Regions from separate parts of the Homo sapiens genome. Here regions 1, 2, 3 and 4 are each linked to region 5. A link is a contact called in ENCODE Hi-C or POLR2A ChIA-PET data. All regions are on one chromosome and are shown on one strand. Each heading gives the region's core, a stretch centred on a gene start or an enhancer-like site at or near the end of the contact. The rest is flanking DNA. Distances are from core to core; before and after follow the strand shown. Region 1 holds the start of DUSP22 (dual specificity phosphatase 22). Region 2 holds the start of PSMG4 (proteasome assembly chaperone 4). Region 3 overlaps SLC22A23 (solute carrier family 22 member 23). Region 4 holds the start of EXOC2 (exocyst complex component 2). Region 5 holds the start of GMDS (GDP-mannose 4,6-dehydratase).

Region 1 (4,791 bases), core at 2,292-4,791, 2.0 Mb after region 5:
CTCAGCTCAAAGGAAAGACTTTTCCTATCTTCAAAATCAGTGGAGACTGGGTTCTGCCCTGCCTGGCATTACTTATGCTACCTAACCTCTCCAAATCTCCATTCCCCAATCTGGGCAAATATAAGGTCGTTTGACCTCATAGGGCTACCGTGAGGCTGAGATTTTATAAAGTGTTAAAAAAAATGGTTCACAACTGTGTTGTTGTTGGGTTTTTTTTTTTTTTTTTTTGAAACAGGGTCTCGCTCTGTCGCTCAGGCTGGAGTGCGGTGGCACAATCACGACTCGCTCCAGCCTAGACTTCCCGGGCTGAGGTGATTCTCCCACCTCAGCCTCCCAAGTAGCTGGGACTACAGGCACAAGCCACCACACACTCGGCTGATTGCTTTGTTTTTGTGGGTTTTTTTTTTGTATTTTTGGTAGAAACAGGGTTTTGCCATGTTGCCCAGGCTGGTTCTAAACTCCTGGACTCAAGCAGTCCACCTGCCTCAATCTCCCAAAGTGCTGTGATTACAGGCACGAGCCACCACGCCCAGTCCTGTCTTTATTTCCTCATCTTTAATTTTCTAGAATATAAAAGCCTTTTTCCCCTCCATCTTCTGTATAATCTGCTGCGTACACCTAACGGAAACGGGCACAATATTCCGCCGTACAGGAGCCCGGAACGGACCGACAAGAAGAGCCACCACAGGGATGTGAATGATAAAAACTGCTGTCCCAAAGCACTCAGAATGCAGCGTGCACTGTTTAGACCAGAAATGCTCTTTTGCCAAAAATGACCAATGTGTACGAGATTGGAAAGAAATCTTGTCCCAGTAACCTCAGGGCACACACATTCCAAGTTATGTTAGTTCCAAAGACATTGCACATATTTATAAATGTTCTTAGAAAAGGATTTCTAGGGGTAGCACCTTCCGCTGATTCTGCAAATCAACCATTCTTCTTTTTTTACAGATGAAGCCTCGTTCCAAGTCACACAGTAATATATGGAAAAGTTCTAGTTAAGGTTCTTAAGTTACTGGCCTCCTGCGATCTACTTTGCCACTAATGAACCTTGTGATTTGGGGTAGTTCCTCCTGATCTCACGTTAAACATGTTTACTGCAGCAGGATTCCTTGCCTGGGCTGAATGCCCCTTCTAGGTCACTTTCATCCCATCTTCTGCTTTCCCCACTTTTCTGAAATTGCCTATTTTATCCTCTGGAGCCTCTACTCCTCCCTACCTTGTGTTTGTTCTCTCTCTCACCCCCACACACATACACACCCTGTGTTGTGCAACACAGCAGCCATTAGCCACAGTGACTATCGAGTACTCCAAATGTGGCTAGTCCAAAATGAGATGTGATTTAGGCATAAAATACACACTAGACTTTGAAGGTTAAGTGATCTGGGGGTCCCGAGATTTTTCCTTTCACAAAGACATAGTAAAAAACATGGAATCTTCCATGAATAACTTTATATATTGGTTACATGTTGAAACAATAGTTTTAATATATTGTTAAATAAAATATATTATTAAAATTAATTTCACCGGTTTATTTTTTAATGTGGCTACCGGAACATTTTAAGTTACATATATAGCTCGCATCATATTAGTGCTGGACAATGCTGACCTGTACTGAAGGTTCTGTGAAGAATCTTTGGGTCATTTACCACTGTACTCCCTTTGCCCCCTCCCCACCCACTAGCACAACACCTGGCTCATAGTATGTACATAATCAATAAGTGTTGAAGCAGGGAAGTCTCTAAATCTCTCTATACATGTATTTCTTCATTGATACACTGTGAGTCTCTATTCACAAGATAATAAAAGTCAAGAAATTTATTACCCATTTTGAAAGGTAAAAAGTATATGAATATTACTGCTTTTGTTGAAAAGCATGAAAATAACGTTGATCCCTTAGGCAACCATCTGTATTCCTAAATATATTTTTTGAATTGTATTACACAAATACTATAAATTAAATGCTGAAAACGGTGGAGAGTGAACAGCTCAAGTGGGAAAACTAGAAACAGCCAAAGGAAAGCTGAGATACCACCACCAATGGGAAGGCAAACGGAGCCCACAGACTTATGATGACCATCTTTATTGTTCTGTTTTAATTTAAAAAGCAGAAGGCTCGTGGTGCTGATGGATTCCAGTGCTCATCGGAATATAATACAAGTATTTATCCAAGAGAGAGACAGTCTGTTTCCAAACTTGATCACTCGCCAAAAAAAAAAAAAAAAAAAAAGTGAATACAATTCTCTTTACCAAAATACCCCAGTATTGATATGCAGGTCCCAAACACACAATAGTTCTTTCACAAACTGGGTAACCAGGACACAATAAACACGACATGCGCACGTGAAAAGTTAGCTAGGTTTTCCCTGCCCTACCGTGAATCCGCATTTGCAACACTCCAGCCCCAACACCCAAACCACTGCTGACCCAGTGCTGAGGGACATGAAAAAAAACACAGCCACATTGCCATCCCCACCCAGTGTGGAAGCTGACGGCATGTAGAGATGTGGGTGGGTGGAGCGCAATGAAAAAGTGAAGCAGAAAGACGACTCATCTAATCCAGGACCATTCAAAGACCCGTAAAAAGGTACTTGTCTTTGTTGCGGGCTTTGTAAAGTCTTGTCAATCCTTCCTCGAAACCAGCCAAGTACCAAGTAACAAAATCCTTAACCCTGTGGTTCACATGAATACACCCCGGCAACTCTCAGCTGCCAGAGCTGGAATCTGGCAACTTCCCTGGACGGGAAAGGCTAGCCCACCGCCCGGGAAGTGAGGTGCGGGCAACAAAAGAACACAGGGTGGGGCCCAGAAACGGACGGGACAAATGGAGCAACACAGATTTTCCAGAAGGCCTCATCAGCGCAAGCAGCCAGCAACAGGTTGCCCTTGTTGCAGAAGTCACATAACCTAATCAACTCTGAATCTTTTCTCTCCTCCCCACTATCTAGAAACAGCTCAGGACTTAGGACTCTGTTAACTTCTCTGTCCACAAGAAAAACTTCTCTGTGCTCACAGGCACACACACAGAATCTGAGGAGAAAGAGGAAATTACAGAGGACACCCGTTTACTAATGATGTGGGGGGGGCGGTGGTGGCTTCAAGAGCGTAGTTTGGGAGCGAAGAGGAGGGCAAAAAAGAAGCCACATCCATTCGGAGCTCAGCTGACCTCTCGGCAGAACAAGTGTCAACGCTTTCAAAGGGCGCGGCTTGTTTCAGCCACGAAAACGCACCGGCTGGCAAGGCAGGCGGCTGGGGGCTGCCTACCCGGAAGCCGGGTGGGGTGGGGGCGGGAACACCTCCGAACCCCGACTCCGCGGTCGCCGCCCAGGCGCGCCGCCCCTCCCTCCGCGCCCGTCCCCACCGCGGGAAAGGGCACCCCGGGCTCGAGTCGTCGGGCAGCCGACGCCGGCGAGACGGCAGGGCGTCGGAGCGGAGGCAAACCCAGCGCGAACGAGGGAAGACGTTACCTTGTTCATCCCATTCCCCATGGTGGCTGAAGGCGAACGCTAGCGCCCCGGCCGTGTGGTCGCAGGCGCACTATGGCATGTTACAGGGAGGAGGAGCGGCGGGGCGGGCGGGGAGGAGGCGCGCGGGAGGGACTGAGTGCTCGCAGTGTCAACAAGTCAGCGGCAGGGACCGGCCGGGCAACCCAGGGCGCTCCAGAGACCCGGCGTGGAGGGCAGGGCTTTCTGTGCGGCGGCCTAGAACTTCCCGGCGGGAGCCGGGCAGGGGCACCGGAGCCTATGCCGGGAAATGGTCCCGCCTTGCCGGTCCCCGCCCCCGTGCGCACCGGGCAGGCCCAGCGTCCCTCCTCGCTCCGCCCGCCCGCACCCTGGGATTCGTAGTCGGGTTCCTGGCTGCCGCGCCCCACTCCGCCCTCGCGGACCCCGGCTCGCGGCCGCCGGGCGTGGGAGGCACTAGGCTCGGGCTCCCAGGCGGCCGGCCCCGGAGGCCAGAGCGCGTGCGCGGCCCGAGCCGCCCCGCCGGGACACCCGAGGCTGCGCGGCGGGGCCTGGCGGACGCGCAGGCGCTGCCCTGACCGGGCGGCTGCGCTCGTCTCGGAGCCCGCTCCCCGGCCGGGGGTCTCCAGATCCCCCTTTGGCCTTTTCCCCTGGGGCGACTCCGGGGGCCAGTTACCAGCAGTCGCTACCCAGCCTTGGCTGCCTCCGTGAATCAGGTGCTAATCAGAGGCCTGGTCTCTGGGGGCTCCCCTGCCTGGGTTTTCTGAGTGCGGCAGATTTAGGCTGGGGGATTTCCTGCGGCCCTGCCCCATGCACCAAGACCGAGAAGCCTCGCCTGGTGGGGAGAGGTGGGCTACGTGACTCACCCCGGGGAGGCCCGACCTCCCTACCCTGGGGGAGCAGATGGCTGGATCTCTGACCTCAGACCTCACGGCCTTAGATGATGTGTGTCCCTTAATGTCTGCATTGTGGTTCTGTCTGGAATGGATCAATTTCTAAACTGTAGCAGAATTGTTTTGGGTGTTCTATCAACGTTATTAAACTCTGAAGTTTCTCTCCAGCGACAGAATCCTTGAGCCAGTGGTTTTTCTTCTTAATTTATGTATCCTCAACAATGTCCTGAACATAGTAGGTGCTTAATAAATATTTGCTGAATGAGTACATGCGTCAATCTGACGTGCCCTGGCTCACCCCTGCTGACTTCATTTTATCTTCTTGCTAAGCGAGTTACACACATGCTGGTCTCCTGTCTGTTCCTTGAGCCTGTCAGGCTTGCTGGGCTGTGCTCTCTATCCAGACACCTGGATCCCCAGCTCTCTGCATACCTGCC
Region 2 (4,652 bases), core at 1,903-4,402, 1.0 Mb before region 5:
GTCACTAGTCCTGCAGCCTCTCTGGGCACCAAAAATCCCTGCTCAACCCAAGGTCAGCCAGCTCCGGGTTGCATGGTGTCTGTTCTCTACAGTCTCACATGTGGGAGTTTAGGGAAGCTGGAGGGAAGAGACCTCACAGACCGTCTGGTGCCATTCTCCACGTGTGGGCTGGCAAAATTCCTGAGAGGGACCAGATAGTAACTAGTTCAGGCTTTATGGATTACAAAGTCTCTATTACAACTGCTCAGCCCTGCCACCAAGGTACAAGAGCTCCACAGAGTCTACCTGCATGGACGGTAGATGGAGGGCTGGCCCACGGGTCACAGGTGGACAGTAGATGGAGGGCCGCCCCACGGGTCACAGGAACCTTGGGCTTCCTGCCTTAAGCTAATGCCTACACCTCTTTTCCCCAGCTGGCTCGGCTCTCTGCCCCTGGAGAGAACACCCAGGCACACTGCGGCCAGTGAGAGGGACTGGACTTCTGACAAGTCAGGTAACTCAATCAATCCCCTGTTCCTTTTCCTGCCTGGCTTTGCTGGAGGGGCACTTTCCAGATGAGAAAATATACCTCACTGGGAGCTGTGACCACCATGGGGTCGGGTGACCAAAACCACCCACAGGAGGAGCCTACTTCTTCCAAACTTACCAGCCCAAACCAGCACTGCACAAAGTGGCACAAGGCAGCGACACCAGATCTGACCAGTGCCCAAAGCCCTGCCCACTATGCCTTGGGATAAAGAGAGAATGCGAGGTGGCACAGAGCACACAGCCCCACCCATCACCCCTGGTCCCCCAGGCCTCTTCCGCTGCCGCCTGCTCAAAGGTCCACTGCCAGGACCCTCCAGGAAAGAAAAAAAGAAAAAAGGAAAAGGAAAAGAAAAGCAAGAAAGGAATCCAGATGCCATCTCCTTCCCAAGGCCTTCCCAGGTGCCGCTGTGCACAGCTAAGAGGCTCACCCATGACTTCCTGCCCCCAGCACCCTCAGTCATCACTGCCTCACTGGCTTCAGAAGGGTCTCGCTGAGGGGGCCTCACTCATTCATTCCACAGGGACTTAGAGAGCGGTGCATCAGGAGCTAGAGAAACAGACGCTCACCCTGGGCAAGCAGACAAACCTCACCGTGAAACACTCAACGGCTGAGAGAGGGAGCTAATGCGGCTGGGAGGCCAGCACTGCCCAGCTCGAGGACAGGCAGGAGCTCTAAGAGGTAACAGAGCCCGAAGGTCACTGGAGTCTTCGAGTGCTCCGAGTTCACCTCGTGAAAGGTTTTGAGCAGAGAAATGAAAATATCCAACTTCAGTCTTAAAACTATCATTCTGTTGCCCTGGTTACAAGGCAGTGTTGTGGCCTGAATTGTGTCTCCCCAAAAAATATGTTGAAGTCCTAACCTCTGGGTACCTATGAATGTGACCTTGTTTGTAAACAGGGTCTCTGCAGATGTAAATAAGATGTAATTTAGACCAGGCGCGGCGGCTAACGCCTATAATCCCGGCACTTTAGGATAAAGATTAGCATAAAGATTCTTTACTTCCAAAGGGACTTGCTTGCCTTTGGGAGGCCGAGGCAGGCGGATCACGAGGTCAGAATTTCGAGATCAGCCTGGCCAACATAATGAAACCTCAGCTCTACTGAAACTACAAAAATTAGCCCGGCGTGATGGCTCACACCTGTAATCCCAGCTACTCAGGAGGGTGAGGCAGAACTGCTTGAACCTGGGAGGCGGAGGTTGCAGTAAGCCAAGATCACGCCATTGCACTCCAGCCTGGGCGACAGAGCAAGACTTTGCTTCAAAAAAAAAAAAAAAAAATATATATATATATACAATTTAAGACAAGGTTATACTGGAGTAGGATGGGCCCTTAATCCAACATTACTGATGTCCTTATGAGAAGAGTCGGGCTCACTGAGGAAGGAGGATCATCACTTGAGGCCAGGAGTTCAAGAACAGCCTGGGCAAAATAGTGAGACCCCCATCTCTACAAAAAAACACAATTAGCCAGGTATGGTGGCACATGTCTGTAGTCCTAGCTACTCGGGAGGCTGAGGAAGGAGGATCACTTAAGCCCAGGAGTTTGAGGTGACAGTGAGCTATAATAATGACACTGTACCCCAGCCTGGGTGACAGTGAGAGACCTTGTCTACAGATCTTTGAGAATAAACCTCTGTTGTTTTAAGCCACGCGGTCTGTGGCACTTTCTTACAGCTGCCTCAGGAAACCAGGAGAAACCAGGCGGCGACACGCAAAGCCGGAAAGGCGGGAGAGGAGGGGAAATGATAATGTCCCAGGCTTGGCCCAGCGCGGCAGGGTGAAGGTGAGGGCGGCTTGGGTTTTGTCTGCTTTGACTGGCGGCAGTGCCTAGGGACTCAGCACGTGGAGTGTGAAGAAAGAGGAATCAAAGACAACTGCGAGGCTCTGAACGCACAGCCAGGAAGATGGAGCTGCCATCACAGCGCCAGTCAGGCGGAGGAGGGAGCAGGTTTGGAGAAGAGAGCCTGATGTGTGCCTAGTGCGAAATGCCTGAGACATCCAGTGGAGACGCAAGAGTCCCCAAAAAATTATCAGTGTGCTCAAAATCCAGATGGCAGGAGAGCTACGAGGCAGACGCGTCCCCCAGCGAGCGTGTGGCGAGGACAGACCCAAGACATTCTGACCTACAGAGACCAGTGCGGGACGCAGCTGCGGGGCGGCGGGACAAGGAGAGGGGCCCGGGGCCCGCGCGCAGCTCCCGAGGTGGTGCAGGCCCTGGCGCCCGCGGGCTTCCTAAGACATCCCACGGGTGGGCTTCGGGGGAGTAGGGCGCCCTGTGGACCCAAGAGAAGCCTGGGGGGCTGCAGCTCGCGCAGGCCCGGCGCCCCCGCGCCCCCGCCCCGCCGCCCGCACCCTCGGCCGCCAGGCACTCACGTAGCGGCTGCACATGGCCACGGCGAGGTTGCGCAGGTGCGGCGTGGCCCCCACCCACAGGAACAGCGAGTCCGTCAGCCGCATGACGTGGAAGTGGACCAGCTGCTCCCACAGCCTCGCGCTGAAGTTGTGCAGGGAGACGTCCCCGCCGGCGGCGACAACCAGCCCCTCCATGCCGCCCCACGGCTCCCGGCCCACAGCGCCAGACCCGGGTCCTCGCCGCTGCCAGCCCCGCCAGACCCGATGGAGCGAGCACCGAGAGACCGAGCGCGCTTTCGCTTTCGGCCCCGGAAGGGCGGGGGTGAGGGGCGTGGTCGGGGAGGGGCGATCCCGGGCTTGGGTTGGGGGCGTGGTCGAGGCGGGGCGGCTGCCGGCCCTGGGCGGAGTAGCTGTCCCTGGTTGTCTTGCTGGCCTCTCCCGCACACCAGTACCTCTCTGGACGGGCTGGGGAAACCCACTTGAGTAGCAGAGTGCGACAGTGACCTCTAGGAGTCCACGGGCGCCCAGCAGAACTCACCCTCGCTTTGTTTCCCCCCACCCCCTAATTATTACTGACGCGGGGCATTCAAGGGCTGAAGCCAGCCGCACCGTCCTCCCAGGCCGTGACACTTCGCCCTACAGACATTAATTTAATTAAAAATTTAAAAAGACTGATTTTTAATTAGTTCTTCAAGCACTCTGAGAACGGCCACCTCCCGTCCCACCTCCTCCTCCTAGCAGCCCTTTAACTCCAAGGAGGCTTCGACGGCACCCAGCCCTAATTAAGAATGGCAACGGTATTGGGAGAAAGCCTTTAGAAAGGAAAATTGTGTCAACTAAGTTGGCAGGAGGATGGGCAGGCACCCTTTTGGACGCCGAGTCCCAAGCTGCAGTCATGTACATGGCCTCGGGCTACCCCCTTAACCTCTCTGAGACTCAGTTTCCTCATCTGCAAAATGCAAATAAGAACAGGTGCCTTTCGGAGACGTGGAAAGGATCTCAAGAGAGATTAATGGGAAGCACCAACAATCATCCAATCATCCCATTGTCATACCTATGGGGAGACCCCTTGAACACTTCAGGACATTACAGAGTTGAGAAAAGGAAGCCTTGATGGGTTAAGAGAGAAGGTGGTAAAAGAAAACAGCCCATTTTGTCAGATTCTGTTACAACTGACTTTAGAGATTTAACTTGGAACTATAAAAGGTCTGCTTTAAAAATCTCTAATAGATCTAAGTTGACTAAATTGAAATTTAAGAGGGCATTTTCCATAGTTCTATTTGCTAATTATCGATGATTCAATAATACAGTTAATTTTCAGGTCAATATTTTAACAGCTTTATTAAAATGTGATTAACATACAATAACTGCACATATATAGTGTACAAATTGAAGTCTTGACACGTTATAGCCAGTGAAATCATCATCACAATCCACAAAGTGAACGCGTCCAGTACTCCCTCCTGCCCTCAGTAATGACTCCTGCCCCCAACCACTGATCTGCTTCCTGCCACACAGATTAGTCTGCATTTTCCAGAGTTTTGTATCAGTGGAATCACACAGTATGTACTGTTTTTTGTCCAGCTTCTTTCCTTCATCATAATTATCTTGGGTTCATCTGCTTGTGTGTCAATGGCTTGTGTCTTTGTATTACTAAGCAGTGTTCCATTGTATGGCTACACCATAATTGTTTTATCCCTTTACTTTGTGATTTGAGGCCCTTCAATCAGCTAGGAGGACCCAAAGATTAAGGAAACAAAGTTACCGACCG
Region 3 (4,706 bases), core at 1,547-4,046, 1.1 Mb before region 5:
AAATGCAATGGGTGGCAGCTCGGGGTGCAGACCCCACCCAGGATGCTGTGCCCGAGGGGAGCCAGGGCTTCCCTTTGAAATGGCAAAGGTTCCCACCATCCCTCCAGCCCCCGATGGCAGATCCCTTCTCACTTCTTCCTCACTGGAGCTGTGACTCCTTCCGGTGTTTTCCTTGGGTTGATGAAACAGAAACTCTCCTGGGGCCTTTTTTATTTTATTTTTTAATTTTATTTGTGGTAAGAACATCTAACATGAGACCCACCCTCTTAACAGGTTTTTTCAGTGTACAGCACAGTATCGTGAACTATAGACACAATGTGTGCAGCAGAGTTCCAGAGCTTATTCATCTCGCCTGCCTGAAAGCTGATGCTAGTTGACGAGCAACTCCCCATGTCTCCCTCCCTCTACCCCCGGCAACCATCAGCCCACTCTTTGATTTTCTGAATTTGCCTATTTTTACATGCCTCATGTAAGTGGAATCATGTAGTATTTGTCCTTCTGTGACTGGCTTATTTCACTTAACATAATTCCTCCAAGTTCATCCACGTGTCGTACGTGTCAGAATTTCATTCGTTCTTAAGCGGAATCATATTCTATTGTATTTTTCACTGTGTTTCGTGTGTCCCTTCACCTATCAGTGGACCTCTGCGTTGTTTCCATATCTTGGCTGTTGTGGATAACACTGCAGTGAACGTGGGAGCGCTCACGTCAAGTGCTTTGAGATCCTAATTTCAATTCTTTTGGATAAGTACCTGGAAGTAGAATCACTGGATCATATGGCAGTTCTAGTTTTAGTTTTTTGAGGAACTGCCATACTGTTTTCCATAATGGCTGCACCATTTTTGCATCCCTACCAACAGTGTTTAAAGGTTCCAATTTCTCTCCATCCTGGGGACTTTGATACTGAGAACCTAACCTGTCTAGCCTCTTCTGCACTGGCCGCCTTTGCAAGAGCTGGTTGCCTCTCTGAAAACTCTCCTCCCAGGCCTCTTCCCTTCCCCTCACCCACATGGCAGGACAGTCCTACTTCCTTTTCCCTTAAGGGAAGATTCAAATGCTGCTTCTTTGGTGAAGTCTTCCCCAGGCCTCGTCCCTTTCTTTGCATTCCTGTAGCACAGAACCCCATCTGTGTCTTATAGGCACGTGTCTCTTCATCAGACTGTGAGCCCCTTGAGGCCGGTGGTGTGGCTTCATCTCGGCATCTCCCCTGGCATGGTGCTACCTCATCCTCCTTGCTGAATAAGTGAATGAAATGCATTCATTATACACAGCCGCCTTCTGTTTTCCATTATTTGTCATTATTCAGTGTGTTCTGTGAACCAGGAGCTGGGCATGGCTTGTTGAATAAGAACACAGTCCCTAAACTAAGGAGCTTTTAGGCTGGTAACCAAAAAGGGAAATTCTAAATTTTTTTATGATAAGCTTTTAGATATCTTTTTGATATTTAGAATGAAGTAAACACAGTAGATGTAGTCCAATTTTGGAAATCATTTAAGACCTGAGCCTAATTGAGCAGGTAGAAAGCCAGGAAGAACACACCTACTTTGTATTTGCAGTCCTTTCCTCATGCTAATTGATAAGGCGATTAATCCTTACACTATTGCTGAGCCACAACCCCATTTAAAAATAAAAATTAGGAAAGCTGTCTGGATAATTATTAGCAAAGACTTTACAGAGGCTGGGATAAGTCCTCCAGCTGGTTGTTTGCACTGGGAGTTTTACAGTGTACTTGACCTTTGCTTAAGGTAAGGGAGTTTGTTTGGCAAAAACAATGATACATATTTCCATGGCATTGGAATCCTGCTGGATTTCTGAGACTCTGGGAATGCAGATGTGGGCACTGGAGTAAATGTGAGCATTTCATTACAGTGCCTGCCTTGTTTTGGGTTTTTTTTTTTTTTTTTTTTTTTTTTTTGGCTCTGTTTTGGTTTTCTCTTCCAGGCTGTATTGCTAGGTTTACTGCTTTAAAATTGTCTTTATGGTCCAGGCTGCTGCAGCCTTTAGAACAAACCACGACAGTTGGGATCTAGAAGCCTGCGCCTCTCCTAGAGACACCACCTGCATCACAGTGTCGGTGACCTGACCTTTGAAGGGGCCATTTCCCATCTTGGAAATGGGGATACTACTTGATATTCTTATTTATAGGATTTGGTGAGGGCATATGAGGTAACACATCCACAGATGCTCTGAAGGGCTTGAGCGGGATCCTGCACCTTATTACAGGTGGTTGTTGGTATCTTGGGCAGGTTTCAAGACCTGGAGGTTCAAGCCAGCCCATCTCACTGCTGAGCCAATAAGGAGGAAGACAACAGGGTTACAACAAAGCTTCAGGCTTAGGAAGAAATGTTTCACGTGGATGGTGTCCTGGCCAGCGGGTTTGGTTCTAAAATAAACACTACTGTCTCTGGGGCTGAAGATTTGCCCAGGACAATGAAGCAGCCAGCGGGAGGGTAGTGCAGAGCCGGTAAGTTTAGGGTCAGCTTTATTTTCACAGGCAAATGAGGAAGTGAGAGGCTGCTAAAATCACTCCTCTGAGGCTTCCCCTGCCCCTTGGATGAGGTCGCTGCCATCTCTGAGATGGGGGTGTGGCCTGTTACCCTTGTAGGCACCGAGGGTGGATCTAAGACACTGTTTTACCATCCAATCCTGTCAGCGGTTCCATGGCCCACCGGTTTCCTTTTGAATGTTTCCAGGAGCCAGAAGTCCAGATCCCAAGGGCTGGCACGCAGAAGGAGGGCCCTCCCGAGAGAGCACGCGTGCTTCGATTTCTTTCGTGATTATGAGATGTTTCTGATGTCACGTGTATCTGCTACCCGGACTCGGAAACAAGCCTCATTAATAAGTCCCACCCTCCCGCCTCCACCCACCCCCGCCTCCTCCCGCCTCCTCCCCCTCCCGCGCCCCCCGCCTCCTCCCCCTCCCCTGTCCACAAGTCTCCCCACCCCGTTTGCTGTTTTTCATCCTCATGAGTTTCGTTAGGTTTTCCCACATCTAGAACACTGCGTTGTACAGTTTTGCCTTTAAAAAAAAACTTCCTACAAATGCTGTCGTACTGTGTTTGTTTTTCTGAACTTCCTTCTTTTTTTAATACCTCAGCGTTATATCCAGTGGCTCCTCCGTGTCGATGCGGAGACAGGGAATGAGTGAGAGCGACGCCGGCTTTGAGAGCTGGGGTTTGTGCAGGGCTGAGTGAGACCTTGGGCTCCCGTGGCCCAGAACTTAAGAAATAGCAAATGAGAATAGTAGATGAGCCAGAAATTGAGAGTAAATTTGGGAAGGCACAGAAAGGACTGACCAGGCATCAAGTGGCCTAGCTCTGGAGCCTGGGAGTGGGGCTGATACAGGGAGCGGGGCGGGAGGGCCCAGACCTAGCCCAGACTCATGAGAACGGTAACCTTGTTATGACCTTGGCCTTCACACAATAACTTCCCTCTGCCCAGCAACGTCCTGTTCTCTTATACACATGGTAAGAGGGAAAATATCTATCTATAAATACATTTATATTTCTAAGAGATCATCATGGAGATTTTTTTTCTCGACCCAGGGAGGGTTGCTTTGTTGCATAGAACAGGGTGTGACGAACCCACGAGCAGCATGCTTGTCTTCCTCCCGTCTTTTAAGTTCAAAGGCTTCTCACTGTACCTAATAAGTCGATGTCTTTACTGATATTATTTCTGATTTCCAGTTTGAAGATGAGAAAACTGGTGGTTATCAAGGCCTCTCTATTCATCCCATTTTATTTGAAGAGCTACTGGATAGTATTTGGAGGGAGACTTTTTTTTTTTTAGCTGGGGAGGGTGGCGGCCACAAAGACAGGGAGCTGTTTCCAAGCAGATAGAGGGTAGGAGCCCAAAGATAAGGATTTGAATACTGCCATGTGGAGAGGCGCTGGTTTTTTTTGTTTGTGTTTTTATAAACTCGGTAGTAGGAATATCTTTTATTGTTTTTCCTGTTGCCTGTTTAAAGGAAAGAGTGTAGCACAAATTGTCCAAATGCCTTGTGCTTTTAGGGGCAGAGTTAGATACTGTCACCCTCTGGCCCTCAGGTCCTGCTTTGTCTGTTCTGCGTGTTGTCTACCCATGAACTAATGAGGCTGCCTGCTTAATTGACCTGGAAAGACAAGTGTCAGTTGAAGAAGATGATGTTGAATTATGAGATTCAGAAACCCATTACATGGCTACTTGGCCCAGCATAGTACCTTCCCCATTTGTTAGACATTCACTATTTGATTAATTAGTAAGAAATTAGAGATGGTGTGGATCATTGAAATCTAGAGCAACCCCTCCAACACCTTGACTTCCCCCTAACACTCTTACTGGGACATCAACTAAAAACAGACTGTGTTTCAGTTCATCCATTGCTTTACCCACTAATAAATGGTTCACCCATCCTTTCTTGAGTGCCTGCTGGATGCTGGGTCTCTTGAGGATGGAAAGACATTGCCTTGCCTTTGAGGCACAGAGTCTCTGCTATATCGATGGATCTGACCACAGTACAGTGGTCACTACAATCGAGGAACTTATTAAATGCAGCAGGGACATGGAAAGAGAATCTGAATCTTCTTGAGATTTTCTTTTGTTTACCCAACCCACCTCATGTAAAGATGTAAAGGTACACAAGTCAAGAGAAGGAAAAGTCTGTGAGTGCCTTTAGTCACTTGCTCCTCCGTAAATGTGCACTTCCTGTTGAATTTACCTTTGAAGGGT
Region 4 (4,281 bases), core at 529-3,028, 1.6 Mb after region 5:
GGGGCAGCGCTCGTCGGGGAGGCTCGGGCGCACGGAAGCCCATGGCGGGGGGGGTTGGCTCAGGCACTGCAGGCTGCAGGTCCCCAGCCCTGCCCCGCGGGAAGGCAGCTAAGGCCCGGGGAGAAATTGAGCACAGCAGCTGCTGGCCCAGGTGCTAAGCCCCTCACTGCCCAGGGCCGGCGGGTTGGCTGGCCGCTCCGAGTGCCGGCCCGCTGAGCCCACGCCCACCCAGAACTCGCGCTGGCCCGCAAGTGCCGCACGCAGCCCGGGTTCCCACCAGCGCCTCTCCCTCCACACCTCCCCACAAGCTGAGGGAGCCGGCTCCGGCCTTGGCCAGCCTAGAAAGGGGCTCCCACAGTGCAGCGGTGGGCTGAAGGGCTCCTCAAGCACAGCCAGAGTGGGTGCCAAGGCCGAGGAGGTGCCCAGAGCGAGCGAGGGCTGTGAGGGCTGCCAGCACGCTGTCACCTCTCAAAACAATGTTTTAGTAGAAGTATATCCCATGCAACATTAGTTTAGTGATAAATATATCTATACTACAAATTACTTGTTGTTTATCTGAAATTAAACTTTACTGGGTATTTGTATTTTTATTGCTAAATCTGCCAACCTAGGTTGTTGAAACTTACTTTTTTCCACTTCACTTAATATTCTTTTCACAGTCCACTCTGACGAGATGTAGCTTCCCCACACTCCTTTGAAACTGCTTTTGTCAAGGATGCCAATGACTGGCATATGCCAAACTCAATTGTCTCTGGAGTCTTGGCCTCACAGTACTTCTGAACATTGGCTATCAATTCCTCCTTCCTGAAACTATTTAGCTTCCAGAATCCGCTACCCCCACTTTCCTGATTGTCCTTCCTCCCTGGCCATAGCCCCTGAACCCGAGCTTCCCCCAACCTAGAGCATCCCCTGACCCTAAGTATCCCCCCAACCCTGAGAACCCCCTGACCCCGAGTATCCCCCGACCTCGAGAACTCCCCGACCCCGAGCATCCCCCCAACCCCCAGCATCCCACGACCCCGGGCATCTCCCCCGATCCTGCGCATCCCCTGACCTGGTATGGCGCCCTGACCCAGTGCAGCCCTCAAACCCCTGCAGCCCCCTGACCCCATGCATCCTCCTGACCTAGGGCTGCCCCTGACTCAATGTTGCCCCCGGACCCCAGTGCCTCCTCCTGACCTGAGGCACGCCCCCCAACCTGGTACAGTCCCCTGATTCCAGTGCATCCTTCTGACCCAGTGCTGCCTCCTAACCTGGTGCATCCTCCTTACCCAGTGTGGCCCCCTGGGGATGCACACTCCAGTGCATCCTCCTGACCTGATGCTTCCTCTGGTCTCGGTGCAGCCCCCCTGACCTGGTGCAGCCCTCTGATTCCATGCATTCTCTTGACCTTGTGCATCCCCCTGTTCCGGAGGGGTCCTCTGACCCGATGCAGGGCCCATCGTTGTGAACTGTGGCCCACAAACGCACTATCATCCCACAGTCTCCCTGAGATGACCCGAGGGCACGGGGATGGATGGTGCACCCGGCCTGCCCCTTGAGCTTGTATCCTTCTTTCCCTCCCTCACCGCTTCCCGCCACCGCAAAGACGCCCAGCAAAAACCTCCTACTCGTGTCCATTCAGGCAGCTGGGTCCCTCGGAACCCAAGGCATTCCAGCGTCCACCGCCCACGGCCCCTGCTGACCTCCAGCACCCGCGCCGGTCTCCTCCCCTCCTCTACCCTCCCCTGAAGGCTCCGCCCATCGAGGACTCGGCGCTCGACTGCCAGGCGGATCTACACGCTCGGCGCTCGCGGCGGGCGGAAGTGAGGTGCCGGCGGCTGGCGGCCGCGGAGTCTTCGGCGAGACCTACCGGGCCCTGTCTGTGCCGGCCGTGAGCTGCGGCAGGACGGCTGGAGGTATGTGTGGGAGGCTGGAGGGCCTGGCCGAAGGCCAGCGGGACATGGACGTCAGCTGCACGGAGGTGGCCGCCTGCGGCGTCCGTCCAGGCCTCAGCGGTGAAGGGACAGCCGCGCCCACTGGCGCCGTCGGTCACCTGCGGGGCCCCGCGACCCCCCGCGGTTCCCAGCCCCGCAGCCCCCATCCCCGCCGTCAGCCGCCTGCTGGGCTCCGCGCCCACCCCCGCCAGTTCGCACCCCCGCGGTCCCCACCTGCGCCGGTGAGGGGCGTGGGCTGCAGAGGGCTGACTCCAGGCCCCGCCCGCTGGAGCTGGCCCCAGACTGCGCCGCTTCGCCCTTGCGCAGTTGCCACTCCGTGAGATTTGAGAATTTCTCCGGAAAAGTGAACGCGAGGCGGGTGTTACCTGTCTGCCTAGGCGTGCATCCCGCTCTGGCTGTCCTGAGCGCTTAAAAGGCGCCTGCCGCTGTTGTCAGCGTTTGCGTGCACGTACTTGATCCTCGCGCGGGTGTATGTACGCTGCCGTGTGACCCATTTTACGGATAGGGGAGCGGCGGCTCAGAGTGCTTGAGCAAAGAGCCTGAGGTCCTGTTGTAGCTGCCATTGAGACCTTGCGCGCCGGCTCCAGGTCCGCACACCAGCAGCCTGGAAGCCTGGTGATGCGTAACCCTGTATCCCAAGATTGTTAAGAAAACACTTTAGTAATTCCGAGAAATAGTTCTTGAAAGAACTCGTCTTTGAATGGAAGTAAGTTATTTTTAATCTGCCAAAGGTCAACATACTAATAAGTCTGAGAAATTTTAAGTCTGATGCCTTTATGAATCTGTGAGTAAACTTACAAGGAACACTTAAAAAATATTTTTTCTAAGTTAGCCACACTTTAATTAAATCTTTTTGTGTGCACTATGCAATATTGAAAAGTTACTTCTGAGCTTATGTGGATCTGTCTTCTAATGCATAATAATGTTTTGTTTATGAATGTTAGTATGTACTGGCCCATGCTTTGTGTAACTGACTCCTTTAATGACAAATCAACTGAAAGCCAGAATCTTCTCAAAGATGATTTTTTTGTGCTAAAAGTTGGCGATTCCCAGAGTAGTAATAGAAAGAGGGTGATGTGTGCTTAGTACTTACATGTTCACTTGTTTGTCTAAGTAGAAACTTAATAAATTAAAGCAGAGAAGCAGAGTTCCCCCAGTGTGACTTGGACCAACTCTTGGAAGTTTTAGAAAGTGATCTTTTTTTCTTGTCAAGTATTTAATTTCCTGTATTGAATGCCATTTTGAACTACAGTTGACCCTTGAACAACACTGGGGTTAGGGGTGCCCACGCAGTCAAAAATTTCCATGTAACTTTTGACTTTCCCAGGACTTTACTAATAGCCTACTGTTGACCAGAAGCCTTACTGATACATAAACAGTTGACTTACATGTATTTTGTATGTTATACGTATTATATACTGTATTCTTAAAGTAAGCTGAGAGAGGAAAATGTTAAAATCACAACAAATGTATTTACTCTTCTTTAAATGAAAGTGGAGAATCATGAAGGTTATTATCCCCATAGTCTGCATGAGTAGATTGTGGAGGAGGAAGAAGAGGAGGGATTTTCTCAGGAATGGCAGAGATGGAAGAGATGGAGGAAGTGAAAGGGGAGTGGGAGATGCAGGCACACTCAGTGCAACTTTTGTTGAAAAAATCCGTGTATAAGTGGATCTGTCTCATTCAAACCCATGTTGCTTAAGGGTCAACTGTATTACTTTTCTAAAAGATGGTTATTAACTTGCTAAGTTCTTGGGAGCCCATTATGTAAGAATCATATGGGAAATGAAGTTGGTACTGAAAAAATAGTCTTCTAGCAAAGAACTTTTAATATTTCTAGTGTCAAGCAGCAGCAAGATTAGGCCATACAGGAAGTGCTGGTTACAGAGGTGTCCTCTCAGTTACTTTTCCACTCATTCTCCAGTTTACGCATCTTAATCCAGCCTGGGTTCCTAGTCCAGCGTCTGCCACATAGTAGGTGCTTAAATGTTTATTGAATGGATGAATTTTAGGTCACTGTTGAGAGGATTTTGAAACTGGGAAATAACATTCATTGATCACTCTGCTAAGCGGTGTACTAGGATGTTGATTGTACTCAGATCCTGGGGAATATGTTCTTGGACCTTCTGGACTGCCTGCTGAAATCACATGGTGATAGTGTGGACTTCTAATCATATGCTTTAGAGTATGTTTATATTAGTCAAAAATTATTATTGATATGAATACACAAACTTAAAAGTAATTGTAATGAAATTATGAATCTTTTTTGTATTTTTAAAGACAGAGTCTCACCCTGTTGCCTAGGCTGAAGTACAGTGGCGAGATCTCTGCTCAGTGCAAGCTC
Region 5 (4,603 bases), core at 1-2,500:
CCCGTATATTTCACAGACATTTCTAGCTTATAGCATGTTCCTCTCAATGGAAGTGTTCCCTCTCCTCAGCTTCAGGGTCTCTTCATCACTCAGAGGCACCATCAGATGTTTGTTGAGCCATTCTCCTCATAGAACGCAGAGGAGAGGCCAGGTGTGAAACCAGACCAGTCTATCTATAGCTAAGAAATATTCCTAACGGACCTCGAGGAGCGCGAGAGGGAGGTTTTAAATGTAATCCTGAGCTTTTCTGATTTTGGGGTTCCAGGTCTGCTATACATACTCTTGCACGTTATATTGGGCACAGCCCTAGTAACTCTGTGATTTGAAATGATGATCTGAAGTTATCGATTAGGGAGAGGAATGTGGACAGAGAAGCAGAGCAACGGAGACCGGGAAGTTTCCGTCTGTGTCCTGGATTGCAGCCAACTGCTTAGGCACACACACCTGCTGCCCTCCCGGCTCTGAGTCACCTCCTCTCCTCTCCCTGTCCAACGAGCAGCTGCCAAATGGCAGCCAAATCCAACAGATGTAAGCCGGGACCCCACCTGTGTTTGAATTACTTTCTTTGAAATCTGCCACGTCCAGGTTTATTGACCCGGGCAGTCTTTTCAACATTTCCTTATGCCGCATACGGGTGGGGCTAGGGACTTTCTTGTGCACTGGCAGTCCTCAGAAGAGAAAACTTTGAATTCAGCTATTTGGAACCTCGTTACTGGTTCCGAGCCTCAGGAAAGGCCAGAAGAGCGAGAGCCAGCCTAGTTAGTCACTCCCACATCTGTGACCCCCGTTTACGGGCCTTGTACGCTACTGCCCTTCAGGTACCATAAACCGGGCTTCTCAAAGGGCACTGCAACAGGTTTCCAGGAATTATTTATCAAAGTCCATGACCCCGGCCCTGTGACCCCTGGGTTTGAAAATTCAGACCTTCAGCCTAACGGAGAGGTCGGCTCAGCGTTCCTCCCAGCATCCTCGGGCGATATTAGGGTCCTGGGAGATTCGGGAGGCCACTGCGTCCAGGCCCCCCACGGCCAGCCAGGCGAGAGGCGGGACGCGAAGCCGCGGCCTCCTTCCTCTTCCCTGAGGCGGTGGCGGCGGCAGGCCCCGCCCCTCCCGCGCGGTGGCCGTCGGCGGAGGGGCGGGGCCTGCTACAGCGTCGCCGGCTGACGCGAATGACGCTGCGCCAGTCAGGCCGCAGCCCCGCTGCTTGGCCCGTCGGGCCCGCCTTGGCCGGCTCGGCCCGCCCCCGGCCCTCCCTGCACGGCCTCCCGTGCGCCCCTGTCAGACTGTGGCGGCCGGTCGCGCGGTGCGCTCTCCCTCCCTGCCCGCAGCCTGGAGAGGCGCTTCGTGCTGCACACCCCCGCGTTCCTGCCGGCACCGCGCCTGCCCTCTGCCGCGCTCCGCCCTGCCGCCGACCGCACGCCCGCCGCGGGACATGGCACACGCACCGGCACGCTGCCCCAGCGCCCGGGGCTCCGGGGACGGCGAGATGGGCAAGCCCAGGAACGTGGCGCTCATCACCGGTATCACAGGCCAGGTGAGTGCGGGGGCGGGGGCGCGCCGGCCGAGGCAGCCTGGGCACGCGTGCTCTCCCTACGCGCCGCTACTCGTGGGCTGCGGTCTCTCCAGGAACAGCCCTCTCGGCGTCCCGGAAGGGGTCTGCTGCCGGGAGGTGGGACGGAAGGTACGGTGCAGTTAGTGTGTTGCGTGTGGGGTGTGCGGGATACATCGAGCGCCTCTGGTCTTTCTCTGGGGGCTGTGAGCGTGTGTGCCGCGCGGGATGTCGCGCTCACACCCGGGCAGGACCGCCCGCTCTCACCTGCCCCTCAGGTGACCGCAGCGTCTCTTCCTCCAAGCCCATGTCGTGCTTCGCAGCTCCTAGTGCCGGAAAGGGAAAAGAACCGGTGATCAATGAACTTGCGGGTGAGGTCTTCTTGATGTGTCTCGGCTCAAGGGGCGCTTACCTGCTAACGTTTGGGAAGCAAGAAAAAGGGTGCTTTGCTGGTTTCGTCCCCTATCACCGGATTTCCAGATAGAAAAGAGAACATGAAAGAAAGTAATGCTGTGGAGTCACCTACTAGGACATGTTTAGGAAAAAGAACTTAAAAAACTTTTTAAAATCACGCCAACTTCTGAGATTCAGGTTGACACATTTGGAAGTGTATCCGAGGCACACTGGTCCAAAAGTGCGGCTAGTTCCATTTTCAAAGGAATAAGTTCGTCGAGTAAGGTAATCAAGAGGAGGTCTTCGGAATGTCTCAGGCTAAGCATGGCTGGTTTGTGAGGGTCGCCTCTTAGAGGTGTTGCAGTAGGTGGGATCCGACCGCTGTGTCTTACCAAGCTGTGCTGTTTTAGATTCAGTGGTCATGAAGTAATCGTGCCCACATATTGCTGTAGAAAGAATGTGATGTGTGTGCTCCTGGGTATCTCTGGGTGGTGGCCAATATAACACTGAGATAAAGGTGATAATGGCTAATACATATTGTGTCTATCATGTTCCAGTCGCTTGCCTAACATTAACTCATTTAGTTCTCATAACAAACTCTTTGAGGAGGTACTTTTATTATCTCTATATATGTGGAAACTGAGGCATGGGAGTTTGATTTGCCTGAGGTTAAACCGCTGGGAAGTGTCCAGTTGGTATTGAAACCACTCTCAAAGTTCTCTAGTGTTAGAAAGGGCTAAGTGGGCAGGAGGCAGCGGCTCATACTTGAAATCTCAGCACTTCGGTGTGCAGAGGTGGAAGGATTGCTCGAGGTGAGGCCAGGAGTTTGAGACCAGCCTGGGCAACATATTGAGACGTTGTCTCTACAAAAAAATTTAAAAAATGAGGCAGGCATGTTGGTGCTCACCTGTAGTGCTAGCTACTCAGGAGGCTGAGGCAGGAGGATCACTTGAGTCCGGGAGTCTGAGGCTGCTGCAGTGAGCAATGATGGTACCACTGTACTCCAGCCTGGGGCAAGAGAGTGAGATCCTGCCTCAAAAAAAAAAAAAAAAAAAAAAAAAAAAAAAAAGAAGGAGAAGTTGAAATTGGCCAGATGCACAGTCACAGAATATTACACAATTTCAAGTATTGAATACCTGATTTACTGCTGGTTATTCATGCATCTTGCTTTGCTTAAGGTAATCATAATAGACAAGAGTTTGAAAACTAGTAAGAGGTGGATCTGAGTTTGAAAACTAGTAAGAGGGCAAGGATCTGAGGTTGAGAAATTGAATCCTTGAATTGAGGCAGTAAGACAGGTCAGGGCCTACATACTGTCCTCCCCCTTCTCTTTGTTTTCTAATGCTGGGACCTTTCTGCAGATGATTCCCTTTTTTCCATTTTGTCAGACTGGACCTGAAGCTCAAATGTTTACCAAGTTTACCTAATCTCTGGAAAGTAGAGATTTTATTTTAGTATTGTCCGGAAATTAGTTAAGATTAACATCTTAACTAATGTGCTGTGTTGGTGTGGCCTATACCAATTTACACGACCAGCAGTATGAATCAGTGCAGATTAGAAATGGAACCTAATTTTGACTTTTAAGAGCAGTCATTTGGCTGGAACTGAGTGGCCAGGAAGGTATGGAAGTGGGCCCCCACTCTAGTTTGTCCTGCAGCCTGTCATGGGAGTCTACCTGAAGCACCACACTCAGCAGACCACTCCCTGACTGGAATTTTTTGGTTCCTCATTTCATTTCCAACTTAAAACACCTGCATGGCTTTCAGGTTGGGTTGAATCTCTGCCCCAGTGTTTCTTTCTTCCCTCCGGCATCTGCCCTCTGCATTGTCTCCTCATTTGGTGTTGCATTGGCTTCTGTACCCCTAGCATAGTGCTGAATTCTGTAGCTACCACATAAACACTTGCAGATGGAATTTACTGCTCTTTTATGTTTTTTATTTGTATTCCAGGACAGTGACTCCCAACTTGAGTATCAAGGATCTCTGGAGCACTGTGGTGTTAATGCAAGGGGTCTGAAAATCCATACCTTATTGTATGTTTTCTTAATAATATTGGCTGAGAACTTACTGAGCTATTCACTCTGCTAAGCATTTTGTATATCCCTACCTAAGAGACAGGTATAATAAGTATCCCCATTTATCCCTGGCTAAGTAAGGTTAAATATGTTCCCTGAGGTCGTACATCTAATGAGTGTCAGAACTGAGATCTGAACCCAGATCTCAGCAGTTGCTGTAAGTCATTTTGTTATACAGACTGTGGTGAGCCTTATGAGACAGAGAGAAATAAATAGTCTTACTCTAAGAAGAGATTTCAGATTCAAATGCCACTGCTCTGGCACTTGGGGCTATCATGGCATTTGTGCCAAGATGGGCTCTTAAATGGGTTGTCCCAAATTCCCGCTTGAGAATAGTGCGGACAGCCAGGGTGTCCTGTCTGCTGTGTATCTCTAGTACGTATTGTCAGGCTTCTTATTCTAGCCTTCCCCTCCCATCGGTTCTTGACACACTCCTTTTCCAAAGTGGGAACCTTATTAAATAGGCTTTAAAGAAGCTCAGGCTCTGGCTTTGCATTGCTGTCTCCAGGCCCTCTGCCAGCCACTCTTAAAAGCTCACCCCCATTGGCTAATGATGCTGTTCTTTACTGCACTCTTGGAGATGTTCT

The links. Hi-C counts contacts between places; a loop is a spot of excess contacts on that map. ChIA-PET counts read pairs that join two places held with the same protein, here RNA polymerase II (POLR2A). Pooled maps may share reads with other maps.
Region 1: a pooled map shows a loop between it and region 5 (21-fold over the local background). The contact joins the promoter of DUSP22 here to the promoter of GMDS in region 5. A Hi-C loop is called at or near these places in 10 of 50 pooled maps.
Region 2: a loop to region 5 is called in a map of B cell, with 15 times the contacts of the local background. The contact joins the promoter of PSMG4 here to the promoter of GMDS in region 5. A Hi-C loop is called at or near these places in 3 of 168 maps with a recorded cell type or tissue (B cell, CD8-positive, alpha-beta T cell and naive thymus-derived CD4-positive, alpha-beta T cell) and 8 of 50 pooled maps.
Region 3: a loop to region 5 is called in a map of CD4-positive, alpha-beta T cell, with 5 times the contacts of the local background. The contact joins the enhancer-like site here to the promoter of GMDS in region 5. A Hi-C loop is called at or near these places in 2 of 168 maps with a recorded cell type or tissue (CD4-positive, alpha-beta T cell and naive thymus-derived CD4-positive, alpha-beta T cell) and 6 of 50 pooled maps. POLR2A ChIA-PET finds 5 or more read pairs at or near these places in 1 of 52 experiments (CD4-positive, alpha-beta T cell).
Region 4: a loop to region 5 is called in a map of CD4-positive, alpha-beta T cell, with 7 times the contacts of the local background. The contact joins the promoter of EXOC2 here to the promoter of GMDS in region 5. A Hi-C loop is called at or near these places in 3 of 168 maps with a recorded cell type or tissue (CD4-positive, alpha-beta T cell, CD8-positive, alpha-beta T cell and naive thymus-derived CD4-positive, alpha-beta T cell) and 10 of 50 pooled maps.

The regions. Positions count from the first base shown.
Region 1 is chr6:291,237-296,027 of GRCh38, reverse strand. It overlaps DUSP22 (dual specificity phosphatase 22), which reads right to left and starts at 3,541. Exons shown (of 7, transcript NM_001286555.3): 1 at 3,468-3,541. The coding sequence starts at 3,488. RefSeq lists silencers at 2,249-2,308, 2,319-2,378, 2,258-2,414, 3,159-4,178 and enhancers at 2,809-3,068, 3,361-3,861, 3,862-4,362, 4,289-4,578.
Region 2 is chr6:3,257,447-3,262,098 of GRCh38, reverse strand. It overlaps PSMG4 (proteasome assembly chaperone 4), which reads right to left and starts at 3,152. Exons shown (of 3, transcript NM_001128591.2): 1 at 2,903-3,152. The coding sequence starts at 3,076. RefSeq lists an enhancer at 2,443-2,572 and silencers at 2,693-2,792, 2,843-2,962, 3,083-3,332.
Region 3 is chr6:3,354,266-3,358,971 of GRCh38, reverse strand. All of the region lies in intron 3 of SLC22A23 (solute carrier family 22 member 23), which reads left to right. Among named protein-coding and RNA genes, the nearest start is that of PSMG4, 98 kb to the right of the region's middle. RefSeq lists an enhancer at 1,939-2,829. Within about 2 kb of position 2,796, at least 35 of the 41 ENCODE cell types and tissues checked have a DNase peak (open chromatin) inside an H3K27ac peak, as active enhancers do; they include CD4-positive, alpha-beta T cell, where a contact is called at or near this core.
Region 4 is chr6:690,636-694,916 of GRCh38, reverse strand. EXOC2 (exocyst complex component 2) reads left to right here and starts at 1,778. Exons shown (of 28, transcript NM_018303.6): 1 at 1,778-1,898. RefSeq lists enhancers at 1-135, 1,565-2,451 and silencers at 2,019-2,078, 2,089-2,158.
Region 5 is chr6:2,242,252-2,246,854 of GRCh38, reverse strand. GMDS (GDP-mannose 4,6-dehydratase) reads left to right here and starts at 1,250. Exons shown (of 11, transcript NM_001500.4): 1 at 1,250-1,534. The coding sequence starts at 1,433. GMDS-DT (GMDS divergent transcript) reads right to left here and starts at 1,102. Exons shown (of 7, transcript NR_046229.1): 1 at 925-1,102. RefSeq lists a silencer at 978-1,607 and an enhancer at 1,108-1,608.